Regions from separate parts of the Mus musculus genome. Here regions 1, 3, 4, 5 and 6 are each linked to region 2. Evidence: chromatin loops called from intact Hi-C (ENCODE). Cell type or tissue: left cerebral cortex. All regions are shown on one strand. Region 1 overlaps Gm34590 (a long non-coding RNA gene). Region 2 overlaps Ywhaz (tyrosine 3-monooxygenase/tryptophan 5-monooxygenase activation protein, zeta polypeptide). Region 3 has its middle 35 kb from the start of Gm41301. Region 4 has its middle 27 kb from the start of Zfp706. Region 5 holds the start of Gm41297 (a long non-coding RNA gene). Region 6 has its middle 29 kb from the start of Gm34590.

Region 1 (5,000 bases), 150 kb after region 2:
CTCATGGTTTGGATTAAATGTGACCTCTTAGGATGCCCCTGGCCCTAGCAGTCCTTAAGCTGCAGTTACACTTCTTCTGGTCATGGTCTACTGTGTTTTTCCATCCCAGGTATGCTGGATAGCTTTATGTCAACTTTATTTTTTATTTTTTTATATTTTTGGTTTTTCGAGACAGGGTTTCTCTGTGTAGCCTTGGCTGTCCTGGAACTCACTCTATAGACCAGGCTTGCCTTGAACTCAGAAATCTGCCTGCCTCTGCCTCCCAAGTGCTGGGATAAAAGGCTTGCGCCACCACGCCCGGCCTTTTATGTCAATTTAAAACAAGCTAGACTCATCTGAAAGGAGGAAACCTTTATTGAAAAATGTCTCAGCCGGGTGTGGTGGCGCACTCCTTTAATCCCAGCACTTGGGAGGCAGAGGCAGGTGAATTTCTGAGTTTGAGGCCAGCCTGGTCTAGAGTAAGTTCCAGGATAGTCAAGGTTACACAGAGAAACCCTGTCTCAAAAAACAAACAAAACAAAACAAAAGAAAAAGAAAAAAGAAAGAAAGAAAAATGTCTCCATGAGATTTGTCTGTAGGACATTTTCTTAATTAGTGATTGATAGGGGTGGGGCATTCCCTGGGCTAAAGACACCAGACTGAGCAAGCCACATGAAGTATGCCAGTGAGCACCCTTCCATGGCCTCTGCATCAGCTCCAGCCTCCAGGTTCCTACCCTGTTTGACTTCCTGCCTTGACTTCTTTCCATGGTGAAAGTGATTTGTAAGCATATGCCAAATAAACCCTATCGTCCTAGTCTTAGTTTGGGTTTCATCACTGTGAAGAAACACTAGGACCTCAGCAACTCTTGCAAAGGACATTTAATTGGGGCTGGCTTACAGTTCAGAAGTTTAGTCCATTATCATCATGGCAGGAAGCATGGCAGCATGCAGGCATACATGGTGCTGGAGAAGGAGCTGAGAGTTCTACATCTTGATCCACAGGCAGCAGAAGGACACTGCGTACCACACTGGATGTAGCTTAAGTACAAGAGACCTCAAAGCCTGCCCCTCCAGTGACACCTTCCTCCAACAAGGTCACACCTACTCCAACAAGCCACACCTCCTAATAGTGCCACTCCCTATGGCCAAGCATTCAAACAGCTGAGTCTATGGGGCCCATTTCTTTCAAACCACACTCCCCAAGTTGCTTTTGGTCTTGGTGTCTCATCACAGCAATAGACACCTTAAGTAGGACACCAGCACACCTTCCTGTGTTTAACCTTGAGTGTGTTGTATAAGATGACTGAACATGCCCTGCTAGTTAAAAAGGCCCCAACTCCTTACAGTTCTCGATGGGTTTTTCTGATGAGGGACTGACTGGCTCTGTCGTTGTTAGAGGCACACAGAGCTGGTTGTGCTTGGCAGATGAGGTCAGTTTTGCCTTCCTCGCTTGGCAATCACTGCGATGTCTGTCACATTGCCTCCAAGTGCTCTAAGGGACAGGCACCCCCTGCCCCTTCCTCTTACCCACAGTCTGTCTTGGCAGACGGTATGTGTAGATTGCTTGTGTTAAGGGAGGGTGTCTCACCTGTACTAGACTCAATTGATCAGGGAACCACTAGACTGTCACCATCTGAAGGAACAGACAAGTGGTGCCAGTCCATGTCCCACAAATAACTTCTCCTGTTACTAGTAGGGATGAGAGAATGAGGGAAATGTGATCTCTAGGGGAATCTTTTCCCTTTCAGCCCAAGTGGCCATGGTGGGATTTTCTGTAACTTTAGCCCAACACTTGGCTATCTGCCACTACCAAGACACCACACGAGGTAGATTGGCAAAGATATTTACATACAAGGGGCTGTTGAGTCTTTCAAAGGAAATTTGTTCCACGTCCCTTGAATTCAGGCAGGCCCTTCGACTGGATGGGTCTCAGTGAGACAGAAAGATGCAGTTTCTGTTTTTGATCTTGGCAGAGGCAATGAGCAGTGCCAAGCACTGAGCTAATGAGCTCTGAGATCTGGCCAGTCTGGCCATCTCACTTGGAGCCATCCTGACCCTCACTGTCTGGCTGAACACTGCCCAAAGCCCTGGCTCACAGAGCTGAGAGCAGCAATGGCTTCTGGTTTAAGCCATGGCATCTTCAGGCGGTTTTCTAGGCAGAATGTGATGTTGATTCTTTCTTCCCTCTCCAAGTTTAGAACAACATCTCCTAAGATTGCTCAAGGTTCTTTATACAAGGGACTCTCTCAACATCTCACCCCCAAACAAGAATCTGAAGTCAGGACAAATGCCTGAAACCTGGAGACTTCATCCAGGCAGCCACCATTCATGAGGGTAAGAGAGAGAGAAGGCTACCTACCTCAAAGCTCTGTCTTGGGAATGGCTTTGGGTTCTGTCCCTTCCTGGCCGCTTTGATCTTGGGTAAATGTGTTAGCTTCAGTTCCCTTTCTATGAAATGGGCTAGTCGCACGCTCGCAGCACCTAACTTCAGAGACAGTTAAGGTGAAGGAAGTAAGAGAGTTAAAGTAATGTCAGGGCGCTGCTCCGCAGGGTGCCTGCGTGGAAGGGATTTGACAGACCGCAGCTATTTACTTCATAAGTTCACGTGTGAGTGTGGTGTGTTAGGGCAGTTTACGTGTGCTTTAGCACGCGAGTACGAGTGTGTGTGTGCGCGCGCGCGTATGTTAAGGCAGTGGATCTGTCTCAAGGGAGAGTAAAATTAACTAAAGCCTAGTAACCGCTGCTTGTCTCAGGAAGAAAATGAAATCCACACCTACTGGGTCCTCAGTCAGCTCCTCTAGGCTCAGAAAAAAAAAAAAATCGAGATTTCTGTGAGCTAAAGGGGAAAAAAAATTAAAAAGCACAGAAGAGCAGAAGAAAGAAAGATGTCGGGGAGCAGTTTCTCCCTGGGTTCTAAGAGGCTGTTGCTCCTTGGATGTGTGATCTGAGGGAGGTCAGATTAAAAAGGGTTAAAATTCATATATGGCTTTGTTGAAATCAAGCACAATAAAGGAGTGTCTTGGTTAGCACTTTTTTTTTTTTTTTGTGGAACAAGAAAAATCAAACACTAGCCTTCTACCATCTGCTGCAGACTGGGAGCTCGTTAGCGTCTTCCAGGAGGCTGATTGCAGCCGGCAGCACAGCGGCAGTAATGAAGGAGACCCACGCCCAGGGCCAGGCCTGTTCTGCAGCCCCGTCTTGAGGGACTTTTGTTGGCTGGTCTGATGCCCTCTTTTACATTCCAGAATCTCATGGTCTAACCAGACAGAAGCTCTGGCACAGAGAGAGTTACCCTTTTATAAAGGTCTGCTCCAGGCAGTGAGAACAACGGAGACACTGGCCCAGCGAGCCGAGAATAACACTTCAAACCCACATTTGCTGCTGAGCTTGGGCCTCCTGGGCCTGCTCTCTCTGCCCTAATCAAAAGCTCCGTACTGTGGAGCTTTGAAAAGCTGGGCTGTCAGATCTGAGGTGTAGGAAGAGCATAGCCACCCTGTGTTCCACCTTGCTTCCTAAAGGCAAGTAGGTCAATGCAAGGGTGTCCTGCAGTTCCCACCCTGCGGCTGCCTGAAGGGCTTAGTGCTTTCAGGTCAGAATATCACAGGGCCGTGGATAGGATGTGAAGCCCAGGCATGTGTCCCAAGGAGGTTTTAAGAAATTCTGATTTATTTTCACTGTTTAATTCTTCCTTTCTGGAGGAACCCATGAGGGTAGAACCCAAGTGACTGAGGTGTGTGTGTGCCTGTGTGTGCATGTGTGTGTGTGTGTGTGTGCATGGGTGTATGTGTAGATCAAACTTGGGTGTACCTTGTTAGGAGCTGTCTACTCATTTTGAAACAGAGTTTCTCACTGGGACCTGGACTCACCAACTTGGCTAGGTTGGTCAGCAAGTCCCAGGAATCCTCCTGCCTCCATCTTCTTCCCGGCACTGTAATTGAAATTACATATGCACAGTACCACTCCTTGAGTTTTACATAGGCAGTGGGGATCAAACTCAAGTCTGGGTTTGCATAGCAAGCCCTTTACTGACTGGGCCATCTCAGAACACCCTGAAACTTTTAGTTTTCTGGGTTCATCATTCACAGAACCTGATAACACCAGCTCTTAGGTAAGGGTGTGAGATTAGCACTAGTGAATCTAACACCCATTAGCTACACTTTGATGGCTCTGAGGTACCCAAAACCAACAAGCTTAAGTAGGCATTGCCAGAGAGTTCCCAGATGGGCCAGCCTAGACAGTAAGGGGCCAAGAGCTCACATGGAAGCACCAGCTCTCTCTCTCTTAGCTTGAACACTACATAGGGCTACATAGGGAGACCTTGTCTCTAAAGACAAAAAAAGAAAGACATCATAGTCCACTTGCATAAGGACAAGACTAGATTTATCCTGGACCAAAGGTTGCCCTGGTAACGAGCATAAAAGGGTTTCTCTTTAAGACAGGCCTGTCCCCCTCAGTTCCCCGCCTGTACAGCGACAGTGGAGCCAGCGTGCCGGACTGTGGAGACACGAAGCTGCTTGGCTTTTCTTGTGCTTGAGGCCTGTAACCCCTTACTCTGTGACACCACAATGTCACTGCTGGCCAGCCATTGTGTCTGCTGATTTATTTTATACTCACATTGCCCGATGTGGTGTGTGTAATTATCGTTACTCTCACCTCACAGACAGGGAGACAAAGCTTCCTGGAGGCTGATTTGCTTGATCTTCTGTGTAAGTGGCAGAGCCGAGGAACCACAGGCATTGAAGTGGAGGGTAAGTACGCAGACCCTGGTGAAAGCAAGCTTTGCCATACTTGGACAATTGGCTTGGCTTCTTGGAACCTCAGTTCCTCCATCTGTAAAATGCATCTTCAAGTTCTCAGCTGTTCCTAGACTTCTCCATCTTCTTCCTGGCCTGTTTTCTCCCACTAGGTCATGCTGGTCAGCTTTTAAAGCTACATGCGTGCCGATGGCCCAAGTGTCTGTCTTCAGTCTAGCTCCTCTGAATGATGGGGTTTTAGTCACGTGACCATCCCCATTTGACC
Region 2 (5,000 bases):
GTTTATGAACAATGATTAGATATCTCTAATGACTGGGGCCTCTCACTTATGAAGGGAGTTTGGTCTACACAGTCAATACTGCAACTCCCAACAAGAGGAAAAAGAAAGAAAACGTCTCCTTTTAAAATGATACACATTAAGCACTTGATAGAGGCATATAGCTAGACTGGGGTGTTCAAGAGTATTTTTTCTCAGCTAATACAAACAACTAGAACAATTAAGTTCTACTCACATTGATGCTATAGGTCAACAGCAGCGAAAGAACCACACTCAAGATTTCATAAAGCACAATGGTGCATTTTCCCCACTAAGGTTAAGTCTTGGCTAATTTTACTCTTCTATTTCACTAGAAAGGGAAGAAAGAATTTTATAAAAACTATTTTGAGTCACCACTGCTTCTTTGAAAAAGCCAGGTAGGAAGCCCACTTTATTTACTGAGCCTTCTCAAGCTGAAAAGCAAAACAAAGCCTTGGAATGCCAGCAGGACTGCTGACCTAATTCTATAGCCCTCTTTCTCAAGAAACCTTTCAATGGTATCTGAGCATTAATATGTAATAAACCAGAGCTGTACTTTTGAAAAGATCAAGACTAGAGGCAAAAACCTGTTCACAATTCTCTAAGTCACATGTGTGGGAAAGAAATTAAGCTTTCAAGGGGAACCCCTGACTCAGACCTTGTGAAAAGCTGGAACCATCCTGATGGAGACACACTCATGCAGGCAGGAAATGACCAGAACCCCTTCATACCCTTAATAGAGGCTATTTAGAGATAACTTCAGTTTTCTTCATAAGGAAACCAAGGAGACAGTAGAAACCACCTGGTCTTTCCTTGGGAAAAGCCACAAGAATTTGAGAACTTCTCTATAGCCTGCCCATGGAAAACATGCAAACACCTACCTGGAGCTGCAGCAAGAGCCTAAGAGGTTAGCATGTCCCTTTTACCTCTTAGGAGAAAGTACAATCTGTTAACTATACCCTTCAAAACCAAAATATAAACCAGTACTTAGGAGGAAAAAAAAAAAAAAAAACTCCACAAAACCTATTAGGCTGAATAAAATCTAGTGATAAACAGATTAAGCAAGAAAAGCAGAAACATACCTAAAACATTATTATTATGAAGTGGATACCTATCCAATTTTAAATGTTCTTAGTTACATAATTTTAAAATAGGTATATGATTTACCTTCAATATAGCAATTTTCAACCTTGGAAAAATGGCAGTCATACAATCTATTATATAAAGAAACAAATAAAAATGTACCCAAAGCAAAAGCTTTTTAAGTAGGCTGTGATCTCAGTTGTTTTTATCTTAAAATGGGTTAAATCTTTAAAAAGCTTGAAAACACCTTGAAGAACAAAAAAAGTACAATTTAGAAAACTTTTCTATCAATAAAAATAGTCTTAAAGGAATTCTAATTTGCAAGACATAGTGACTTTTAAGCATTTGGGAGACCAAGACAGCAGAGCCAACAACGTGAGGTTTAAGCCTAGTCTGGGCTGTAAAACAGATTCTGCCTTAGAAAAATAATTGATTAGTCTTCTATTAGATTTTACCCTCAAAATTTTCTTAGTAAAAAAAAAAAAAAAAACAAAACAAAAGCAAACAAACAAAAAACGTATTATTTTTTAAAATAGGAAATCCACACAAATGTACTGTTTAATCTCTTTAGCTCCTAGAAGCAAAGTATTTCAACACAGTAGGTGCCAAATACTTAAGCACTTGTAAAACCTGGAAAGCCGAGATTGAGATTATTTCATTGGTTGTTAACATTCAAAGTTGACTTACAACAAATAAATCCACACAAGCAACTGCAATCCAGTTTTCTCCAGGACTCATTCTATTATACCGGCTAATCCAGACAGGAACTGGCTCTAGACAGTCCATACCACATATATTTATGAGTATCAGCTCTAGTGCTACAGAAACACAAACCATCAAGTAATGTTTTTCATTACTTTACAGAAACGTTCTACAATTGTTCCATAGCACCTTTTAGATGACAAGTTCTAATCTATGTAACAGCCAATTTCTAAAATGCACCAGAGGCCCTGTGAAGGCGCCCGTGAAGCTGAGGCAGATTCACAGACTCTTTCTTACCAGTACATCGTTGCAGATGTCACGCAGCTCCGTCTCGATCTTCTCTCTGTATTCTCGAGCCATCTGCTGCTTTTTCTCAGCACCTTCCGTCTTCTGCTCAATACTTGAGACGACCCTCCACGATGACCTACGGGCTCCTACAACGTTTTTATAAGCAACAGAGAGAAGGTTTCTCTCCTCATTCGACAGCTCAGCTCCCTGCTCAGTGACAGACTTCATGCAGGCTGCCATGTCATCATATCGCTCTGCCTGCTCGGCCAGCTTGGCCTTCTGCACCAGCTCATTTTTATCCATAACTGGATATTCTGTAAAGGGAAGAAGAAAAACATTCAGAAAACGCCTGTGAAAAATACATACTCATACCTGTCATAAGTAAATAAATAAATAAGGCACACCAGTACCTCAAACCAGCTTGAGCAATTAAAAGGCAGCCCCCAACCCCAACCAACCAGAAAACTAGCCTAGTCTGCATATTAACAGTAGGTTGTGAAATTAACTGCGCGTTCCACCTGTTCAGAAGATTCCAATTTCAAGTAAGATCAAAGCATATATGGACACCAGTTCCTTAAAAAAAAAAAACCCAAAACAAACAAACAAAACAAAAAAAAACCCACCTTTAAGCTGCAGGGCAGGGGGTACAAAACCAGAGACCCACCTCTACTCTCCTTGGCCAAAGATCCCTAGATCCCAACGACACTAAATGATGTACACCTGAGCAACTTTCCCTCTAGTGTGCATGCAGGAATGCGCATTGGGGGTGCGGGTCAGTTTAGGGACCGGGACCTACAATGCCTATAAGCATACTTCCAGAATCGTGAGTCATGTCAGTGTAATTATATTCTAGCTTTTTAATGTATATACTCTTATCAAAGAGCCACTAAGTTTTATTTTATTTAGCACCCTCCCACCCTGATCTACTACACTTGTAACATTTGCCAGCTGATCATGGTATAAAATTATCTGAAGAAAACTGCCTAATTGCTGCTTAAACTATCTTAAACACAATACCACCAGGAATCACTAAGCCCAAGACCAATCTGTGTCTAAACAGCGTCCTATGAACTCTCGCCTAGCACACAGGCACACTCACTTCCTACTCTGAGTGAGCACTAGGGCGTCCACAGCACATGGAGGGAGCCAAGCGCTTCCGATGTCTGCTGCCTGCTGCAGTCTGGAGTCACGGCAGGATTTCTAGCAGTCACAACTCCTCAAGCTGGTCTTCCTCATATTTCCCCAGTTTTCTTTCGCTCAATTTTAAAGTTCCCTAGATTCCAATTTACTTCTCATTTCTTCAACAATTCCAAGAGCAAAATTCTAAATCATATAGTGATCCCACAAAATACACTTTAATGAAAAGTCACAACCTGAATGCACTAAGTGTAGGAATAAAGAGTCACTGCCGCCCACCATGGAAATTCTTTCCTTTACCTTTCCAGAAAGGACCTCTTTTTGGTAGCCAAATGAGCAGTGTCCAGAACAGAAACACGGATAGGGCTAGCTTAAATTCGAGACACAGTACCTTCCGTGCATTAACTATTTAAAATTTGTGAACCCATACTTCCCCCGGGGTCTCGAAATCTAACATTAGAAACGGTCACTGGTAAATGTTGCTTCCAAAAATGATGTAAGCCTAAGTCAGTACAAACGTTCCCCCGCCAACCTCCCGGATAAGGGGAAGTGGATTAGGTTTCTCACAGGAAAACGAGCGCTCCTGGGCCTCGCCTTCAGACTGCGGGAATACTCGCCGCACCCACTTAACCCTTGGCTGCCTGAGGCCGGAGGGTGGGGCGAACCGAAACCGCGCAGCGGTGACTTTAAAGCGCTAGTCCTTGCGTCCGCGCCATCCGCAGCCACCTCCCCTCCTTGGCTCCGCCCAGGCTGGTGCCTCCGCGCTAGTCCCCGACTCTCTTTGTCATGGCGGAACTGTGTCAAGGAGCCCAACCTACTCCGACTGTGAATCGCCCCCCCACCCGGGCAGAGGGAGGAGCAGTCCGTGCACCCGCCCCAGTCGGAGGGTGGTGGTGGAGGGGGAGCAGATCACCCTCCCCGGGGGCCCGATGCCATCCGCGCCCGCAGAAGCGGAACCGCGGCCGGCCCGCGCCGGACACACCCCGCTCCCGCCCAGGGTCCCCTCCGCCGGTGTCCGACCCAAGCCCCGATGTCCCGACAGCTGCGGTAGGGGGAGGGGCAGGGCCCCACCCAGACAGGCGCAGCCCCCATCCTGGGGCCGCAGCTCCTGGAAAGATGCGAACCTCCCACCAGCCCAGGACGCTGGGGACCCCGTGCCCCGGTACCCCCACGCCTAGCTCTGGCCGCGCCCCTCCCCCACCGCGCGTCCCGAGAGTCCTTTCTGGCATTGCGGGCCCCAGCGAGCCCAGCCCAGGGTCCCTGGCGGGCCCCACCCCAGAGCCCCGCGTGCTACCTGGCTGCCCCCCGCCGTGGGGGAGGGGGTGGCGGGGGCGCCCCGGGTGGGGGCGGCCTCACCTGCGCCACGGCCGAGTCACAGTCGCGGGCGGAAGCAGGGTGCCGGCGGGGGCGGATCGCGGTCGCCCTCGGGAGCGGGAGCCCCTGGGTCTCGCGCGTGGGCGCCTCATCCGCCACCCCCACCCCGGGGACCAGAACGGGGCGATGAGCAGCCCGGCAGGCCAGAAGCAAGCGGCCGGGGGCGGCGGTGGGCGCCTGCCCGGGCCCGGCAGAGCCGAGCCGCCGCCCGGGTCCTCCTGAGAAGACCCCTCTCGGGCCGCAGCGCGGCGGCGGGCTGAAGGGACCGGAGGCCGACTCGGGCGGCTCCTCACCTGTGTCCGGAGTGGGTGGCGGCACACGGACGCGGCTCGGCGGTCTCTGGGCGGCGGCGGCAGCAGCGGTGGCGGCGAGGCTGAGACTCTGTCCCTGATCTGGCTGCT
Region 3 (5,000 bases), 310 kb after region 2:
CATTCACTTAAAGCTCACGTTTTAGCCGGGCATGGTGGCACACGCCTTTAATCCCAGCACTCGGGAGGCAGAGGCAGGCGGATTTCTGAGTTCGAGGCCAGCCTGGTCTACAAAGTGAGTTCCAGGACAGCCAGGGCTATACAGAGAAACCCCGTCTTGGAAAAAAAAAAGCCCATGCTTTATAACTACTTATTGGTCTTAATGGGGAAAATTTCACTAGATGGTGCTTGAAGACTTGGAAAACAACATACAACCTGAATTTAGAACTTCAGGTCTTGCGTTCTGATTTGTTCAGAGCTGACGGTGTGCTTGGTGGTCTCAAGAAGGTGTCTGCTACTGTAGGCCTCTCTGTGTGCACAGCAGAGGTTAATGATGCTACAGGATTCAGGCCTCTCCATCCACCTGGTCACCACTGAATTCTCAGCATTAGTACAAAGCATCCCTCCTGGAGTCCGAGTAGGACACCTTCCCCTGGGCTGGCTGTGGGACCTGCAGCAGGCACTCAATGTGTCTTCCTCAGATGACTTCAGGCACACAGAAGCTGTACCTCCATTCTCCAGGCAGGAAAGACCAACTTAGCATAGTCAGACGGTCTGCCAAAGTGGAGAGTTACCCACCTCCACCCGTTTGTGGCTGTGGCGTCCTGCTTTCCTAGGCTTCTGTCTGTACCTATGTGAGTGCCCTCCCTTCCCTTCTGCTTTGACCTATTATGGGCTGGCTAGTAAGTAACACTCATGCGCTACTCTAGGAACTCTCTATGACTTCCTGGGAGAATATCAACACAGAAATCTTACTAGACAAGAAAGGAGTGCATGTGTACGTGTGAGTGTGCGCACGTGCGTGCGTGCTTGCGTGCGTGCATGTGTGTGTGTGTGTGTGCGTGCATGTGTGTGTGTGTGTTCCTGTGTGAATATCAACACTGGAATCTTAATACACAAGAAAAGAATGTGTTCATGTGTGAGTGCCTGCATGCATGTTTATATCTTTCTGAAAACGACTTTAAAATAAGCAGTCTCAGACTCACATACAGTCTGAAAACATGTTTTTACCACACTGTAGGAAAGGCATTACTGCATGTGAAGCAGAGAAGACAAACAAGAGAGAAGGGTCATTTTAGGACAGGAGAGGAATAAACTTGTCCGTAAATTATATAACACATGGATTGCATAATACATTAGCAAGTAATATGTTACTTCTCAAACTCTCAGGAGGGTAAAGACTATTCCCCTGGCCTTTTCTTCTGTTCAATATTAAAAATGAGTTAGAATGTAACATCAGATTATGTCAAACCTTTAATAACACCCACACTTAGAGACAATATTAAAAGAAGCAGAGAACTGCTATTCTCCACTTACACCCTTGTAACTAGAGCTGAAACAGGCTTTCTGACACAACAGAGTTGTTTGTCTTCCATTTGCCACCCTAAGCAGTTCTGTTGACCCGCCCTCCCTGACCATGGTCCCTGCTTTGGCTGTAAGCTGACTCATCAGCCTTTCATGTGTGGGGAGAAGAAGCCCAGCATTGTCTATGAGGTGGACTTGGACTTGATGCTGGACACCCTTCAGTTTCTACTCCCAGGATCTACAGAATGCAGCTAGCACACAGTGTACTATGTAACAGTCTCCAATGAGATCACTGTTGCTGTGTAACAAGCAACCCCAAGATAGAGGGCTTCATATTGCATCTCCTTTCCTATCACTCATTGCTCTGTGGATCAGGAGTTCTGGGAGAACGTGCCTTGGCGGTTTCCTCGTCCTTGATACGGTATTGTCCATCTGACCATTGGTCTGGTGTAGAGCAATGGCCTTGCTCGTATATCTAGTAGGGACAATTACGACGCTGTGGTGATTTGACTAAGAAATGTCCATCATAGGCTCACATATTTAAATAGTTGGCCCCCAGTTGGTGGCATTGTTTGAGGGGAATTATGGAGCCTAGGAAAAAGCTTGTTATAGCTTAGCCATTTCCAGTACTACAGTTCATTCTTTGCTTTGTGTTTACAGTAGAAGATGTCACCTGTCAGCTCCCTGCTAAGGCTGCCTGCTGCCAGGACTCTCTCACCATTATGGATTCTCCCCTCTGGAACCGTAAGTCAACAGAAACTCTTCCTTCCTGAGTTACTTTTAGTCACAGAGTTTTATCACAACAGAAGGCAACTGATAAGCATGTGACTTGGGTCCTTTGCATTTCTTAGTAACCAAGGTAACCCTGTGTGGAAGCAGGGGAAGCTCTGAGTGAGTGTGTGTTGTTGACATGATAGGCTATGTCAAAAACCCCACAGCCTCAGATGCACGGGGAGCAGCACCCCGCCCCGCCCCGCCCCCGCCCCGCCCCCGCCCCGGTGAAATGGAGGAATGGTAAAGTCTTTTTCTCTCAGTGAGATGTGTGCAGTATGTGCAGAAATGAGCAACTGCAGCTTCATCATGCTGGATAACTGCAGCCTGAGACTGCTCCTCTCCAGAGAGATCTACGTAGACTAGTGAGCCACTCCCACTATGCTGCACTTAAAAAAAAAAAAAAAAAGCCTAGGTTCTGGGTTGCTGTGCAGTAATGGTGCTGCTCCAGCAGAGGGAGCACGACCTACCTGATTGTCTGTCCCTTCTTTCCTTTACTACCCAGTCAGGGCAATCCCTTGTAAGACAAGACATTTCCCTTCCAGCACGGCAGCTGGACTTCTTACATGAAGAGCCAAGTACCCAGCAGCAGTGATCTTCAACTGTCAAAGTGAGTCAATGCTCGGATCTGGTCCAAGTAGACACAGAGCCGATATAATAGAAGCAGAATAGATAGCATCAGCCCGCGACCAGTCTCCTGTGATGACGATAACCATTCAGCTAGTTATGAATGGACACTGACAGTTTTAAGAAATTTCCATATGCACAAGAGAAAAGAGCTACATATTTTCTGCTACAAAACCAAAAGGTTCCCAGATGCCTCCCCTCAAATGAGTGGCCATCGATAGGTTTCCCGGAGCACAGTGGCTGTTATCAGTTATTCATCCACAGAGACCTTCAGAGAGGACACAGCTGTGAGGTGGTTGTGAGTCTGGATATCTGATAGCTTTCCCCTCTCCTGTGCTAAGCTCAAAATTGGCCACAAAGTTGTCTTACCTCCTAATCCCAACTGTGGAGTTGAGTCAAATTGACTTTACAGATAGGGTAGTTACGGATGCTGAAATACAGAGCTTATCTCAAGTTGCCTGGCCATATGCAATGTGACCATAAGGACCGTTATAACTGGGACGCAGGAGACCAGGGTGGTTAGTGGGAGAAGGAATGGTCAGAAGCAGTGGGCAGCCTCTGGAAGTTAGCACAGACAGGGAACAGATTGTCCAGTAGAGCGGCTCTTTGACATTGGCCTCTGAGCCATGGAGAGCAGCCCCAGAAGGCTGGCCATCTGTTAGTGACCTTGGAAGCTGGGTGGTACTACACACTGACTTTCTCTTGAGTGCTCTTTCTCTGTCTTGTATGTTTTAAAGTTTCTGTGACTGAGTAGAGTGAAAGAGAGCTGTGGCTTTGGGGACCAGGACAAATGAGGGGAGGTGGCACTATAAAGTGTTCCCCTAGGGGCTAGAGAGATGACTCAGTGGTTAGAACACTACTGCTCCCACAGAGGACCCATGTCTGGACCCCAAACCAGCACCAGTCAGCTCCCAACCACCTGCAGCTCCAGGGCCAGCAGATCCACTGCCCTCTCCTGGTCTCCAGGGGATCCTGCATCACCTTACAGACACATGCATACATGCAATAAGAATAAATCTTAAACAGAAAGGGGTATGTATGCATTGGGGTTACCTAGCTGGAGACTTTCAGGCCTCTGTGCTACACGTCACTTCTCCCCAAATACTTGCCCACCTGCCCCTTAAAAGCCTGCTTGTTAGCTGGGTGGTGGTAGCACACGCCTTTAATCCCAGCACTCTGTAGGCAGAGGCAAACAAATGTCTGAGTTCAAGGCCAGCCTGGTCTACAGAGTAAGTTTCAGGATAGTCAGGGCTATACAGAGAAACTCTGTTTCTAAAAACAAAACAAACAAATAAACAAACAAAAAGCCTGCTTATTTTCAATTGAGTATCTGAGGACAGCAAGCAGTCCAGACTGCTTTCTGTTGTTTGGCTAAGCCATTGGAAAATTCTTGTACATGTGTAGACTTAACTGTCTGCTTTACCCCCCACCCCCACCCCCACCCCAGGCCTTAGAATCAGGCCTGGGCCAGAGCAAGTCCTGAGCTGTTGCTGACAAATGGCTACATAGCTACACAGTTTGTACATTTTACATTCACAGGCTTGTGGTGAATGAATAATGTTTGTAAGATTTCAGAGAAAAGGAGGATGTAGCAATGCAGACTCCAGACTGAGAGAAAAGCCTGCTGTTAGGGGTAGAGAGAGTGCCAGTTTCTACCTTCAGGTTGCCTTCCCTCAGGCCACAGCACCATCTTCTGGACAATGGTAAACTAGGGTTAGTCTAAAATTCCCTCAAAGGCTAAATCCGTGGATTAGCTGGAAAGAAAGGCTGGCCAAGGGCATGCAGGACACACCCAGCTGCTTGAAGTACACCATTGTGTATGTGCAGTTTGTGTGTGTGTTTGCGAAGCTAACACAATACAGTGGTTAAGATTTCACATGGTTCACAAACATAAAACCAGAATAGAGAAATGCCACAGACCCTCTGGGCCCCTTTGTCTGCGTGGAACGGGTCTCTAGTTGCGGGTGGACAAAGCGTAGGATGAGTGACAAACAGACGCACACAGGAGAGTTCGTGTGGAATCTGAATGTAATGTCAAATCGAGCATCAGACTTTTTATGCAAAAGACAATAAGGAAGTTGAGTGACATATTCGCAAGGTACAAATGAGGTAACCAGATGCTTAATGACTCTTACACAGAACAGAGGAATGAAAATGCAAAGACTGGCAGGAACTGGGCAATAAAACAACTGAGACAAAGTCAGCTCTATCTAAGGTCAGCTATAGTCTTAGAAGCCAGGTGTGAGGTCTTTACACTCC
Region 4 (5,000 bases), 190 kb after region 2:
AAGAAAGCCATATGAGCTCGAGAGTTGAGGAGGAGTGTGGGAGCTGAGTCAGCTGCACTCAGTTCACATTAGAAATGACAGTCTCAAAGTTTCCTAGAGACTTTAAAACTTGTACTTTGTCTCCAGAGAGCTCATCTAGAGCCACGAGGAAACATGTTTGGGAGATTCGGCCATACTCTCATTCCAGTGCGTTTTTGAAGCAAACTGTACATTTTGCTATTCTGAATAAAAAACAATCCCCAAGCAATAGTGCAAGCTGAGAGTCACACATGTGACAACAGGCTATTTCTTTCTTTTCTTTTTTTTTTTTTTTTGGTTTTTCAAGACAGGGTTTCTCTGTGTAGCCCTGGCTGTCCTGGAACTCACTCTGTAGACCAGGATGGCCTCGAACTTATTTCTTATATATAAAAAAATGAGACCAACCAAACAACAGCCAGTTATTATCCCAGGAGATACTCTTTCTCCTTTTCAAGTATAGAGTATTGCATGTAAACACCCAGAATTTCCATTAGAAAGGAAATAATCAGGTTTCTGAAAGGATATATATATATATATATATATATATATGTTATTTTATCTTTCTATTATTGTTTTGTATATATTGGTGTTTTGTCTGCATGCATGTCTATATGTCATGTGCATGCCTGGTGCCTGTGGAAGCCAGAAGAGAGTGTCCCTTGGAACTGGAGTTAATGAAGATTGTGAACCACCTTGTGTGTCCTGGGAGTTCAGCTGGGTCTTCAGGAAGAGCAGAGTTCGTAACTGCTAGGCTACCTCTCTAGCTCCCTGTTCTTTAAGCTTTATGCATTATTTTTTCAGTGCTGGGGAACAAACCCAGGCTTAGCACATGCTGAGCAAAGCACTTCACCGTGGAGCTCCAGCCTGCAAATGTCTGGTTCTCAGGTAGTGCACCAGTATAGCTTTCCTCTCTTGTGTCAGACTCAAAGTGACCCTCCAAAGCTCCAGGTAGAAAAATTTAAGTCAGCAGAATGATGGACGTCGCTTATGCCCTCCTGACCACACACCAAAGCAGGAAAGGGCAAACCTGACTGAGGGTTAGAACTGTGGAAGCCAGAGCAATGGCAGCGACCTTGGACCATAGCAAGAGGATAGCATGTAGCACACTGTTACTGTTGAAATGTTATATCCATCTTTAACCTTAGGCAATACTTGAAAATATTCTCTGACACACTTATCCATCCACTAATTATTATCATCAGTCAAATGGGGGTGTCATGGCTTATTTCATAGTAGGGTGGGTGTGAGGCTGAGAAGAGAAGCTAAGTGTGACAAGCCGTTGCTGGTGCTTGTGTTCTGCTCCCGTGGGTCTGTGGGGCAGCTCCTGGCCGTCTTCAGACCCTGGGTCTAATACACAGACAGAGCTTCAGCAAAAAAGCTGAGAGTGGGGTTTGGTGTGAAACGGCAGTGAGGGAGGAAATCTGCTTGGCTGATCCCCACTGCGACAAAAGCGCACCCTATTTCTTGGCACAGACCTCCCACTTGAACTAATTAAAGTTCCACACAGGTGGAAAAGAATCCTGCCTTGAGATCCGCCATGTGGACATAGAGATGGAACCGTTGGCTCCCCCACCCCACACCCCTTTCTTCTTTCTGTTAACAGAAAGCAGCGTTCTGTTTCCAAAAGCAAAGCGAGGGAAGGGAATGTATGTGGGTTTGCTTGAATGCTAGGAGAAGAGGGAGGAGTGGCTGACTCTAGAAGGGTAAGACAAACGCCCAGGAGACAACGGAAAAACGTTCTGGTGACAAGTGACGCGTGCAACGACAAGAAAGCAGACGGTGCTCATACAGAAGAGGCACACAGAAAAAAAAAAAAAAACAGATTTCTTTTCTAAATAGCTTTGCATCGACACCCACTCCCTCCCTTACCTTTGCGACCAGCTCTTCACCTACGACCCCATAGGCAGGTCGTGCAATATGCTAATGAGGCCACAGGGAGTAGGCGGGGCAGAAGCCGGTGCTCCTGGCCACCTAGCGGGAGAGCAGCCCACCACCAGCTTGAGGGATGCAGAGAGCCAGACTTTGTGTGGGTGGAGCCACCTGAGGCCTGAAACTACACTTTTGGTAAGAGAAAGACGATTCCCTGCTTGGATCACCCACTGCCTTGCCTCCTCTGGAATTCCCTGCAGGAATATTCTGGAGAGACTGTTAATTGTGCCCTGGAGTCTGTTCTTTCCCCCTCTCCATAGCGTTTTTTTACAGGATACCTCATAGTGACATTTTCTAGATTTCCTTTTCGTTGGGGTGGGGGAGGGGCAGCGGGCATGAGTGCTTCCTCTTAGGCGGACCCTCCTCCCTTATTCCTCTTTCCTGGCTTGGATCAAGATGCAGCTGCTATGGGTATCTGGACTCTGCCCATGAGGGCTACTCCTCAGAGATGCAGCAGTAAGGCATGAACTGGATTCCTAGTCATCACCAGGGCCCTGGAGTAGGGCCTGGCGTGCAGCCTATTACTCTATCAACCTAAGAAGAGTCGGTTGTCATATTGTTGCCAAGATGTTGGTTTTGCTTCATGCGGCTGAGCCTATAGTCCAAAATATAGACCTTAAGGGGCTAAACGGACCGCTCAGAGGTTAAGAACACTGTCTGCTCTTCAGAGAACTTCAGTTTGATCTCCAGTACCTGAACAACTGCTCACAACTGTAACTCCAGTCCAGGGAATCTAATTCCTTTTTCTGGCCTCCTCGGACACCAGACACACACGTGGTACATGTAGGCAAAACACCCATACACAGAACAAAAATCAGATAGAACTTTTGAAAATCGTCTTATGGTAAATAATTTCTATCTGGAGAGCAAATTTATCTTTGTCTACAACTAACTGACCTGGGAACAATGAAAAGGAATGAAGTTCTATGCTAGATTATCTCAAAAAATAATAATTTCAGAAAAAAACAATGCGATTAGATATGTATCTAGTGAGTAGAGATAAAAATGCCCCCACAGTCAGTCTCCAGCTTCATCTATAGAATCTGCTGTCTCTCTGGCCAATCTGAAGTTGGTGAACTTGACCAGCACGGTTTCAGAACACAGAAGCTGTGTGTGCACAGTGAGCAGGGACCACAGCTGTCCATGGTCTGCTTCAGATCTTGTGACCAGTTAAAGCTGGAAAATCACAGCCAAGGGAGTCCAGGAAACCAGCAAGCCGATGCAGAGTGCCGTGTATTATTTCCTAGCTGTGGGGAGGGGGAAAGGTTTGGAAAGGAATCGTGAGGAGTAGCTGTAGTGGCTGATCCACACCCCAGCATACATTCCTCCCTGGCTAGAGGACAGCACCACTCTGAAAAGATCCACTGTTAAAATTCACTCTCATAAATACAGAGGTCACAGCAACAGCTTGAATGCGTCTCAGAACCAGGCAGGGGGAGCCCCAAGGAGGGCTAACCTCTCTCACTCCAGTGCCAGTGGGATTTGGGGAAGGCTGGCCAAGCAGTTGTGAATTTGCCTAAACAGGATCAATTGAGTTTAGCTCACTCCATCAGATCAGGCAACACTGTTTGGAGGCTCTGGGACAGATGTTAGGACTAGGTAGGAACGGCCTGTTTTTCCTTCTTAAAGTTTCATTCATAAACATTGTTCTTTGTTGCTGTCTTAGCATGCATCCAGGCTGACCTTTAGTCACGTGTTCTTAGGTGGCCTCAAACTTCCGACCCTCCTGTTTCTATCTTCTGGATGCTAGAATGGACAGGAATATACCACCATGTCCAATTACAAACTGCATGCTTAAACTATGCATTTTGTAATTTTTTTTTCAGGAAAGAACTCCTCCAATCTAGTGTGTTACGTTCATTACTCAGTTCCTTTCAGACTCTTCGCTCTCATTTTCCCTAAGCTTTAAAAACATGCAGGTATTCATATAGATCAAAAAATATTTCCAGTTCCCTAACATGATTCCAGGGCCTGGAGACACAAACACATTGTGCACATCTTCTAGGCAGGATGCTCTTTCAAACACATTTGTTCCACCTTTTGTAATTTTGAGAACAAGGTATTTGATGGAGAAGCAGAAAGGGTTACTTGTTCATGTGGAAAAAAAATGGATGTCACATAGGAAAGAGCTTTCAAAAAATGCTACACTTAAAATAATGATTCTCAACTATGGCTACACTGAACCACCTGGAAAGCTTAAAGCAACAGCAGCCAACCACGCCTAGGCCTCAGTAAAGTGACTTAAGTGGTCTGCAGTAAGCTCAGGTATTTGTAGTTTTAATTATTCTCCAGGTGACTCTAGCACGCAGAGCTGAAAATCCACATACCTTGGCATTAGGAAAATATCTGCGGGGGATAGGGTAGGCACACTGGGGATTTAACCCAGGTCCTTGGCATATGCCCTAACTGAGCTATATCCCAGCTCCTAGGTTTTTGGAAGCTTACCTCTACAGAAATCATGTCTGTGTTTGTCACATAAGGTAAGTGCAGCCAAGCTTTAACAAGATGTTCAAGCTGTAGTTCGTATACTCACGGAATCTTAGGCAGCAAGATGCTGTAGCCCAGTGTCGCTAAACTGTATTTTTAAATAGAATCAAATATTTTTGCAGTGCAGAGTCCTGAAGCCACCCCTCTCCCATCCTTGAGTACTCTAAATTGAATACAAAAGGCAGTACGTGACCCAGAATCTGTCCTCTTAGCACCTGGGCAGCCTGTCTGATCACACCGTTAGAGAGGGGTACACTACCCAGCACCTCTCTCTCTCATGCCCCGGCTGCTTTCCTCTTCCACTGGTCATGTGACTGACTAGGACAGAACTGACATTTAAGGTCCCCATCCCTCTTATACCAAATTCACTTTTGCTTTCTGACCATGGAATCACCTACAGCTTTTACAGTCTCCAGTCTAACCTCACTGAAACGGGTTTCTTCATCCAGGAGTCTCCATGTGACCTCAGAATGAGCTCTAGGGCAGCCAAGGGTCCTGCTAGTGCCCAAACATTGTCCTTGCTTTTCTGACTGTTACCACGCCACCTTCCCCGGACAATCTGCATG
Region 5 (5,000 bases), 65 kb before region 2:
AGCACCTGCTGTCAGACCCACCCACCCCAAACTGTATATAAGCTCCTATCCAGAAGGAATAGAGTTGTGTGAGAATGACTCCATCATCTGAGAGCATCCGTCACAAGAGCTGTAGCACTGCCTGGGAAGAGAACGCTCTCCCGAAGCTTTTGAGAGCAGAAGCTCCCCTGCTCTCTGCTCGCCAGCCAGCTTGGCGGGTGTAGACAGCACAGTAACAGTAGCAGCACTAGAAGGCGGGTGGAGTCATTTCCCCCTCCCTGCTCATACCCCTACCCCTTCACTTGAACCCTCCCGCCAGGCCAAGGCAAACGCCTCCACAGATAGGGTCTCCGCAGATAGGTTAGGGTGGGGGGTTGGAGGAGGGTCATCCAAGGAAATCCTGAGAAGAGAGTCTCTTGTCTTCAGCTCCTGCCTCGAAATGTGACCAGAAGCCCAGACTAATATGAGTGAGTACTCAGCCTCAGGCTTAAACCTGCATGGCTGTGAACCAAGTATATCTCTTTTTAGTTTGTAAATGGTTTCTTTTAAGTGTGCTTGGTAATGACTCGAGAATGCCGAGTAAGGGTCTGAGTAGGAATGAGGAAGGATCAGGGTTAACAGCAGGCAAGGCTGATGGGAAACTCTTTCCCTTCAGCCCAAGCTGCTTTCCTGAGCCTGAGTAAGGTCTCCTGCTTTCCTGAGCCTTGCTTTCCTTTTCAAACACCTCCCTCCCAGCTTGAGTTAATCCGAAAGTAACAACAATGGAAGTAAGGCTTCCATTTGCAGTATTCAGCCATCTTGTCTCATGCCCTAAAGCATTCAGAGAAAAGCCAGCTCTAGGTTTGGTGCAGCGTCGGTCCATCAGGGACCCAGAACATATCCATCTTCTTGCTACCCTGTCATCACAAGATGGCTGTCACACTGCTCCACCATATGTTAAGGCAGGGAGAAAGGAAGCAAGGAAAAAGCCAACATAACCTCCCCCACTCCTTAATCCAGGGAGGAGGTTTTCTTAAAATTCTCCCTAGTAGACTCAGCAGCATAGTTCAAGATACTTAGCCAGCAGCCTGGTGTGGACCCTGGATAATCAGGACAGCTCATACACTAGTTGCATCATGGAGAGAAGTCTTAGAGCCGCTCCTCTGGTCTGATGTCACCTTGTATGTGGTGGATTGTAGGAAGCTGGAGGGGAGCCAGCAGAGGGGGAGGGCAGTGTTTGTCACTGGACACAAACGTGTTTTGGAGTTGTTACAACGAGTGTGCCACTGTAGTGTGTTCTAGCTCTGCATCAGCCCCCACTTCTGTCTCTATTCTACAGGCTTTGAGCAAAATGGTGTATGCCACCCTCAAAATATGAGGAATAGCTGAAGAAACCTGTATTCTGCATCTTCATCTGCCAACCTCTGGAGACCACTGACCTATAAACTCCATAAACTCCGGCTTTCCCAGACTGTCCCATGCTGGACTCATGAGCACCTTGACACAAGTCTTTGGGCTTCACTCTGTGGGGAGCCGCACTCACATTTGCCATTATAAGATGGCGCTGACAGCTGTGTTCTAAGTAGTAAATAATCTGCACATGTGCAGGGGCAGTTTTCCCGCCATGTGCTCTGCCTTTTTTGTGATGACAACTGGGCCAATGGGCTGCAGCCAATCAGGGAGCGACACGTCCTAGGCGGAGGATAATTCTCCTTAAAAGGGACGGGGTTCTGGCACTCTTTCTCTTCGCCTCTTCGTCTCTTCGTTTCTTCTTCTCTTCATCTCTTCGCCTCTTCGTCTTTTCCTCTGCTCTCTTCCTCTGCTCTCTGCCTCTCTCCCTCTCTGCCCCTCTCTCTGCCTCTCTCTCTGCGTCTCTCTGTGTCTCTCTCTCTCTCTCTTCCTCTCTGCCTCTCTCTGCCGCGCTCTTCCTCTCTTGCTCCTGAGTAAGCAATAAAGCTTTGCCGCAGAAGATTCTGGTTTGTTGCGTCTTTCCTGGCCGGTTGCGAACGCGTGTAAGATCACTCCTCTAGCAACATTCAGCTAATGGAACATCCCCATGTTTTGTGTAGCTCCTCTGAGCTCAGCACAAAATGGAGAATTCCCTTTTTCTAGCAGGGCTTCCACTTCTCTGACTACCCCCCCATCCTCTACCTGAGGAAGGTAATGGGGTCCTTGGCAAACCTACAAATTCCTCTCCCTACACCCCATAAGAACCTGCCCAGCAAATACCTGGGATTCCTGGAGAGCTTTTCCACACAAAAGAGGCGTTCCCAGTTCACTGAGCTCCAGCCAGTCATCAACATTCACCCTGAAAACTCCTCTCCACTCTCCAAAGTTCATATACAGCCCTTGTCCACCCAAATAAAGTAAGTGAGCACCAGCTATTTCACTGAAGACCATCTAAGAGCCACTTCATTGGGAGTCATCTAAAAGAGCTGTAAGACTAAAATCGCCAGAGAAGGCCTTCCTTGGTGAAGCCCTCCACCCCATGCCCACATGTGAGTTCAGCTGGACTGAGAGCCAGTCCCAACCTGTTCCAGACTCCACTTCATCCTTCAAGCCTGGTGCCTGGACACCCTGAGGGAGGAAACAGAGGACAGAGAAGCACTTCTGGCACCCAACGCGGCCCACAGCTGGAGGAAGCTAACATACACCTGGGAGGATGCTGGTACTTGATGGGCTGGGCTATGTCACAAGAGGGTGTGGTACAGACCTTTGATGGGCTGGGCTATGTCACAAGGGAGTGTGGTACAAATGCTTGCCATATAATGCTTTGCTATTGCTCTCCTGGTTGGGTCACCAATCTTTAGACACTTAAATTGTCTAAATGTAAAGAGAATTAATGTCACTACAGGCTGCTAAAGAGCAGAAGTTACTGTTGGCATGACCTGGCAATAGCCAGGTATGCCTGGCTCACTCTAAAAGGGTCTGCATGTCTCTTCCTCGCTGTCTGATCCTCTTTCTTACTACCTGCCCCTTCTCCCGCTCCCCCCTTCCTCTCCCCATGTGTTCCTGGCCTGCTTCTCCCTCTCCTCTCCCCACCTCCCGCCTTTCTCTGCCTCCCACCTTCCCCATGCCCTAAATAAACTCCATACCATGCCTCAGGGGGAGGGGATGCCTCAGCGGGGGCCTGTGGAGGCAGCCCTTCCACCTCACCCACCATACAGCGCCTCTACCAACACGGGTGCTGTGCCTGGGATTTAGAAACTCACAGGTTGCATGAGCTCATATTTCCGTGCTGCCACATGGACTTTGCAGCCATGGGATGGATCTCTTGCTAGACCTCTCCACCCAAGCACTGGAGAATTGGTAAAGCTCCCTACTCTCACTGGTCAGCATAAACGCCCTCTGGTCCCAAGGGAGGGCTGTTGAGCTTGCAGCCACCCCGTGGTGTCCTGGTCTTCTTACTGATGCTTCGTTCTCGGACCTCTACCCCTGGGTGAGTGCTCTCTCTGTCTCTGTCTCTCTTTCTCTGACGGTTTTTCTCTTGGCTTCTCTTGCACACTGCTGAAAAAATCCTACGCTTAGGCAAACCATCCTCCCTCAGGCTCTGAGCCCCACACACAGCTCGTGCACTGGTCCCGCAGCTCAGCTGCTAGTTCACTGCGTGGCTGGTGATCTGTTTTGGCTGCCTCTGTTTCTAGCTATCACATTTGTACTAGAGACACCGGGGAACGGGGAAGTCACTTGCTCCTATTCTCACCCAGAAGGGAATATCTTTGCTAGCACGTCTCCTGGTTAAAATTTGGCCCCTATACCCATCAAAGAATAACTCTAAATGGCCGTTTACTGGAACTTTAATAGCAAACTTTTACAACTCTCTAGCTAGCGATCTGTAGACCATTCCCTACCCCACGTTTTCTTGCTGCTTGCTCTCCACTCCCGGTTCCCTGCTCCCCTGATTCTGCCGCCACCACGTACTTTCCATCCGCCCCTCACTCTCTGTTCAGGGCGGTGCTGCCTGACAATCCTGAGCTCTCCACATTCCCCCTTGCTGTCTCCCTCCCTGTTTGACCTGACTCCACAGCAGCCAGTTGACTAGAGCTCTGGCAGCAAGGACACAGCTGCAGCTACGGCCCCCCAGCCCCGCCTACTCAACCCTGCCACCCAGTGCTCTGTGGCACGGCGTGATCTCTCGCGCGCGCCCCACCGCCCTGAGTGCCTGGAGCACACTTGCTCTCCAACCTGAGCAGAGTTGCTAGAAGACAGAACGCTGCTTCAGGCGCTGCTCTCTACTCTTGACCCCCATGCTGATATTCTGCTCTGCCAAGCCACAGGCACACTCCCGTAGCCATCGCTTGCCGCCAAGCCACGCCCCTCACGCTGCACTGCTTAGATTCATCAGTATGTTTGTCTTTGTAATGCTTCTGTTGTTCCATTCTAAGTCACACAGGCACATTCCTACAGCTCCATTCTAGGGGATAACAGTGACTTTTAGCGCCATCTTAACTAGGGGAAGTTCTGTGACTGTCTTTGTTGTAGGCAGATAAGGTTTTGCTATGCTATTGCTTCAGTGCCATCTTAGATGAGGGCAGTCATGTGGCTGGTTGTAGCTTCAGTGCCATATTTGTTACAGGCAGTCCCCAGTTCGCTGCCTTTAGGAGTGCAGCTTGCCAAAGTCACTTAGCAATTAAGATACAGTTTTCCCGTCTATCCTGCTTTGGTAAATAATGATTTCTAAACATTTAAAAGTTAAAGACCACTGCCTTAAATATATGTTTCTAGCCTTGTTTTTGCTACTGCCATTAAGTTCCAATGTGCTTTCTTTATTTGCTAGATGTGTTCTAGAACAAATAATTAAACAAACAGCGGTTGTCTAACTCAGATATGCATAATAGATACTGGCTCTCAATCTTGTCAGAAATCTGATAAATGTAATGTTAAATGTTTTAACTTATTATGATAGATAGAGACTTCCAAATCTTGACAGTTTACCCCCCCCCCCCCCAGGTCTCCGAAGAAGATATGGGCACAGTGACAAGATTCTACCTGGACTGTGGTATGATAACCACTGAGAAACACTGCTCCATTGCCTTGCCCAC
Region 6 (5,000 bases), 180 kb after region 2:
GCGCACTTAGAACTCATCAGTCCTTTGTTCTGTCCACTGCATTGCTCTGCCAGTTCTAGGCAAGGGTAGGAGTGAGAGCACCCATGGAGTCCAAAGCGGTTCTTGAGGAATGCTGTCTGTGCTTATAGTTGGACACATGAGCTTCCCTGACATCACAGGACCCACCCCTTGCTATGTGGCTCTCTCTCCTCTGGGTGTGAGTCTCATTTGTATTTCCAGAGCAGCCTATCAGAATGTGGACAGCCTCTTCCTTCATGTCCTCTCAGCTTCATGGTAAGTGTTTGCTCTTTCAGAGTGAAAGACAGGTCTAGGTTCAGCTTTCTATAGCCTGTACCAATTCAGAGTCCATGAGTAAGATGAGCTGACTACTAAGAATAGTTAGAACCCATGGTTCCCTGTCTCAGCAGCTGCATGGCTGAGGGCTAGGGAGGGATTCATCCACATGTGGATTGCCCATACTGCTCAGCAAGAAAACAACAAGTGGTGTTGAGCTAAACAGCATTCCTTTGCTGTAACAAGTACTGCAGAAGTCAATTTAGTCTTTATTTTAGTTCACGGTGTTGGAGGTTTCTGTTCTTGGTACATTGCCCCAATTATCTTTGGGTAATATATGAAGACAGTGAGTTTTGGTGGGAGCACATGGCAGAGAGAAGTAGACAGAGAGTGGCAGGTAGTTGCCAGGGTCCTAAAGACAAGCTCTCAATGACCCAACACCCTCTAACTAGATCCCACCTCTTAGTGGTTACACCATCTCTCAATAGCACCACAGTTGAAAGACCATGCCTTTAACATCTGGGATTTGGGGAGACGTTTTTCCAAACCATGGCAAATGATGAAAAGACATCCACAGTCCTTTATTCAATTAATTATATGTTTCAGAGCTATATGATCCATAGTAATGATCTTTAAACTCACTGCCAAAAACTGGTTTTAGCTGTGCTCCAACCGTGCATTTATTTCTCTGTAAGTACACTCATGGGCCAATCTACCAATTCGGTGGTAAAAACATCCCGTGGTCCCTTTTTTCCTAGTTCCTTGGTGTGGCATTCCCCAGTGGATACAAGGCATATCAGAATAGACTACATTTCTCAGAAACCTTTGCAGCTAGCTGTGTCCGTAAAAATCAGTTCTGCCCTGTGGAAATGCCTGAGAAGAGCACCAAGCCCAGCACTGGGATCTTTCTGTGAGATTTTCCACTTTTCACAAGTGTCCCTGTCTGAAGGTGTGCAGCTGTTTCCTGCTGCTGCTGCCCAGAATGCAGACATACTGTCTGGACCACAAGAGTCACCTTAGATAAGGAAGCAGAAACCACACGTTGGTGTCAGAGCATCAGAGAAGACAGCGTACCAGCTCTGGGCAGCTCACTACCAGGCTCCACTTAGGTGACATAAACTCTCGTTTAAGTCATTGTCATCTTGTATATTAATCTTTTGTTTTGTTTTTTTGAAACTGGGTTTCTTTGTGTAGCCTTGGCTATCATGGAACTCACTTTGTAGACCAGGCTGGCCTCAAACTCAGAAATCCACCTGCCTCTGCCTCCCGAGTTCTGGGATTAAAGGCGTGCGCCACCACTGCCCGGCTTGTATATTAATCTTATCCCAGTCTGGTCCTACCTGATAGACTTGTGTACATTTAATACATATAAAAGGGAAGACAGAAGCATATCTTACTAAAAGTTATGCTAGAAAAACTTCAGAAATTCTATTATATTTTGCACTTGACTCGACAGTCTCACAAACCTCTGAGATCTGAGGTTCCATCTTCCTTTGTCCACTTTAGAGTAATCTCTTCTTGTCACTACAGCCCTTGTTCTGTGAATCCTGTAAATCTAGTTACATTTGCGAAGTTATTTGACTCTTCTCCTCTAAATATACTTTGCTTTCTGAGGCAGGGACCCAAAAAATGTTCTTTGAATCACCTAGCACTGCCAGGACAGAATTCCTTTCAGGCTGAGCCTTGGCTAACTCTCCTGGCCTGGGTCCATCTATAGACGCTGGCCAAGGAGAGTTGGATGAGTTGGAAAGACACTGTGTGAGCTGGGCCCACAGATGTGCTGGGAACTGTGCAGATGCTGCTGTTAGGTGGGCCCACTCACCAACCTCTCACAGCAGGCTGACATGTGACTATGCCCTAACTGGTCACAAGGCCAGAGGGAAGAGAGAAGGCCAGGAGAAAAGCAGAGCTTCCCCCTCCAAAAGCTTTGCCCGGGCATGGCCTTTCTATAGGAAGGAACTGTCAGGGTGCCGTAGCCACCACTCCTCATTAGAGATGCTCAGAGTGTAACCATTACCAGAATTCTGAGGCTGAGGGTCCATCCACACCACCCTACCCACATTCTGCCTGTGCTCAGGAAAGCGAGATCTCCCCCTCCCCCCACCTAGTCCCTTCAGCATCAGGACAAATCCATACTCCCTCTCCACCCCCGTTAAGCATCGTGTCCTGCTGTATCACAGCTTCTAAATCCCTGACTCATGCCAGCCTCAGAGTTTAGAGAAGAGGTTATCCAAGTGCTGTGGGCTGCATGCTCTTCCGCACCCCCGGCCCTGCCACACACACTCAGCTATTTAATTATAGCACCTCTGCAGGGCAGAGGGGATAGGGAAGGAAGGGGCTAGGAAGAGAGAGAAGGTTCCTGAAACTAGAGGACCTTGAGGGACGTTTGGCACGATCTCATTGTGAAAGCAATGTATGATGTGGCCATTAACCCCTAGAGCAGGCAAGTGGTAAGTGGGGCAGGTCCTGGAGCCTGGCTAAGGATGCGCACGCAGCTAGGAGGCGAAGCATCGAGGCTGCGCCAAGCCCCCCTCAGTTTCATCTGTTCTCCTACACATCTAAGTAACCAGGCTATCATGTGATCCTCCGGTAACTATGGCAACGAGGTCTGTCTCGTGGAATGTGTGGTGAGAAATCTCACAGAAAGATCCCAGTACTGGGCTCGGTGCTGTGCCCAAGAGTAGCTCCCTTCCACTAGATCTGAACTCTGGGGCTGCAGGGGCACCGGGTGATAGCGGAGATGGTAACAATACGATTCTGAGCAGCTCTCTGCTGAGCTGGAGACATTGATTCTTCCTGTACTCCTGATACTTGCCTCCCCTATTTTGGACCAATCCCTGAAGACGAGAGACAAAAATAACCCTCTCCCAAGGAGACCATGCTAATGCACACTCCGTGCCTTTGGAGATGGGGCTCTATAGTGAGACACCCACTCCAGCATCTCAGACTGATGAGGGAAAGCACTCAGCGGTGCCAGGGGGTCAGCATTCTGCCTCTGCCAGGAGAAGCTGCAGAGAAGTAGGCTGCACAATGGGAGGCTGTGTTAGCATCGAGTAGACTCTCGAACCCGATGGCTCTGCAGCTCATAGGCACAGCCAGGCGGAAATGTTTGCAAATGAAGGGCATGGTTATAATATGGTGAAACACACGTCAGAGGATTCAGCGTGCAGCAGATGAGCGGCTCCTGAATAGCCATGCATGTAGCAGTCTGAGTGGCGCCGTTGCTGCCAGCCATGGGGAGACAAGCTGTGCAGGCTGCCCTTTCAGAAGGATGCTGCAGCGGATTCGACTGCTGCGTCTGACCTTGAATGAGTTAGTCTTTTCAGGTGTCAATTTCTCCATCATTGGAAGAGGCAGGGTAATCGTTGTGTAGCCTTCTTGGACTTTGGCTGCAATCATGTTTGATAACATGGAAAAGTACAAGGTACTAATAACACAAGAAAATACTTCAAAATGGGCATTGTTGTAAGTCTTTCCTCCTCTTCCTTCCCCTCCTTCCCCTCCTTTTTCCTCCCACTCTCATCCTTCCTGCCTCTCTTCTTCCATCCTCCCTCCCCACTCCTCCTCCCCTCTTCCTCCTTCCTCCCCCCTCCTTCCTCCATCCTCCCCTCATCCTCCCTCCTCTACTTTCCCTTTTCCTCCTGATTTTTGTTCATCTCAGAGGTATTTATTCTTAAAGGACTCAGCAGGCTGGATGAGTAAGGATGAGAGCTACAACAGTGTGAAGCCATTGTGGCTTCATATAGCCTGGAGTATGTGCAGAGAAATTTCCATTTTAATCCCAGCAATGCCCCATTAGGATTATAATGTCCACTTATTTCAGAGAAGACCCAAATCTGCCTAGTCAATGACAGACTCCGGATCTAGTCCCTGCTTCCCAAACCCAGGCTCCTGGGGGCAGCTCCGTCTGAAATACCCTCTGACTATTGGAAGTGACCTTGCTATTGCTAGGTGGCTTCCCAGGAGCTCACAGAACACCATGCTGCATTTGTGCATGTGTATGTGCATGTGCCTGCCTGCTTCTTTGTTTGAGGGTACCTATTGTGCCATGCTGACATGATCACCTTTTAGGGTCCATATGGGAAGACTTCTGGCAGAGACCAGAATGCTGCTGTTCATCATGGTTTCAACAGTGAGAACTGAGGCACTATGCTCCACTACTATGGATACACAAAGCTAGAACAGCAGGGTTGCATGGCCCTGCCATGGAGGCAGAGGAGCAGTGGGTTCTTCAGCTCACACTGTCTGATTGTCTGCCATGCTCAGGTTTGCTTTCCAGAGTCACATCAACTCTGAATACTCCCCGCATCAAAGTGACTTGCATACCCTTTGTGTTCTAGTTTATCCATCCAGTGGGATTCTTGCAGATGAAAGGGTAGACAGCATCTCTCTTCCCCTGGCACTGATGTCTGCCTGTACCTCACACCTTCAGAGAGGAGGATCCCCAGACAGTAGTGGCGTGGGAACGTCCCATGTCTGCTAGCAGAGTTCCTCTCCTCACTCACCCTTCATAGACAGCCTTCACTCCACTCCACTTAATAGACTCATACACTCCCTGGTACTGTCCTGGGAATGTCTACATTACAGCAAAGCACTCAAAGGCACAGCCACAGAACTGAATGCACTTAGCGGGTGGAGACAGGTCTAGTCAGTGCATTTGCAGATTTGGCTGAATTCTCAGAGCTTATATTCTGATGAGGATGACACTCTCAAGCAGGGGGTTGGGG

The links. A loop is a pair of places that touch in the nucleus more often than their neighbours do. Peaks named below come from ENCODE experiments on the same cell type or tissue, not always from the same donor. Only the 100,000 strongest peaks of a DNase experiment are listed, where the experiment ranks them.
Region 1: a loop joins it to region 2, with 7 times the contacts of the local background. A loop is called at or near these places in 19 of 42 quality-filtered maps.
Region 3: it touches region 2 in a loop (4-fold over the local background); 5 of 42 quality-filtered maps call a loop at or near these places.
Region 4: a loop joins it to region 2, with 5 times the contacts of the local background. A loop is called at or near these places in 8 of 42 quality-filtered maps.
Region 5: a loop joins it to region 2, with 3 times the contacts of the local background. A loop is called at or near these places in 15 of 42 quality-filtered maps.
Region 6: a loop joins it to region 2, with 6 times the contacts of the local background. A loop is called at or near these places in 5 of 42 quality-filtered maps.

What each region holds. Positions count from the first base shown.
Region 1 is chr15:36,940,490-36,945,489 of GRCm38, forward strand. It overlaps Gm34590 (a long non-coding RNA gene), which reads left to right. Exons shown (of 8, transcript XR_875167.3): 3 at 2,175-2,315; 4 at 4,642-4,729. Among named protein-coding and RNA genes, the nearest start is that of Gm34590, 5.0 kb to the left of the region's middle. In left cerebral cortex, no CTCF peak of the experiment used is centred here; DNase peaks (open chromatin) are centred at 2,742, 3,143 and 4,402; H3K27ac peaks cover 4,409 bases.
Region 2 is chr15:36,788,587-36,793,586 of GRCm38, forward strand. It overlaps Ywhaz (tyrosine 3-monooxygenase/tryptophan 5-monooxygenase activation protein, zeta polypeptide), which reads right to left. Exons shown (of 7, transcript NM_011740.3): 2 at 4,893-5,000; 3 at 2,098-2,402. The coding sequence starts at 2,391. Among named protein-coding and RNA genes, the nearest start is that of Ywhaz, 3.5 kb to the right of the region's middle. In left cerebral cortex, a CTCF peak has its summit at 2,866; DNase peaks (open chromatin) are centred at 3,225 and 4,011; H3K4me3 peaks cover 5,000 bases; H3K27ac peaks cover 1,960 bases.
Region 3 is chr15:37,097,926-37,102,925 of GRCm38, forward strand. No RefSeq gene overlaps it. Among named protein-coding and RNA genes, the nearest start is that of Gm41301, 35 kb to the right of the region's middle. In left cerebral cortex, CTCF peaks have their summits at 2,562 (motif pointing right), 3,703 (motif pointing left) and 4,429 (motif pointing left); DNase peaks (open chromatin) are centred at 2,173, 2,592 and 4,394.
Region 4 is chr15:36,978,024-36,983,023 of GRCm38, forward strand. No RefSeq gene overlaps it. Among named protein-coding and RNA genes, the nearest start is that of Zfp706, 27 kb to the right of the region's middle. In left cerebral cortex, a CTCF peak has its summit at 1,997; DNase peaks (open chromatin) are centred at 2, 1,717 and 2,014; H3K4me3 peaks cover 1,213 bases; H3K27ac peaks cover 2,973 bases.
Region 5 is chr15:36,723,572-36,728,571 of GRCm38, forward strand. It overlaps Gm41297 (a long non-coding RNA gene), which reads right to left and starts at 4,740. Exons shown (of 3, transcript XR_875152.2): 1 at 4,144-4,740. A830021M18Rik (a long non-coding RNA gene) reads left to right here and starts at 2,674. Exons shown (of 3, transcript XR_875150.3): 1 at 2,674-3,397; 2 at 4,909-4,957. In left cerebral cortex, no CTCF peak of the experiment used is centred here; DNase peaks (open chromatin) are centred at 939, 1,151, 3,124, 3,537 and 3 more places; H3K4me3 peaks cover 2,003 bases; H3K27ac peaks cover 2,121 bases.
Region 6 is chr15:36,964,673-36,969,672 of GRCm38, forward strand. No RefSeq gene overlaps it. Among named protein-coding and RNA genes, the nearest start is that of Gm34590, 29 kb to the left of the region's middle. In left cerebral cortex, a CTCF peak has its summit at 2,830; DNase peaks (open chromatin) are centred at 1,999, 2,499, 2,852, 3,246 and 2 more places; H3K4me3 peaks cover 1,292 bases; H3K27ac peaks cover 3,802 bases.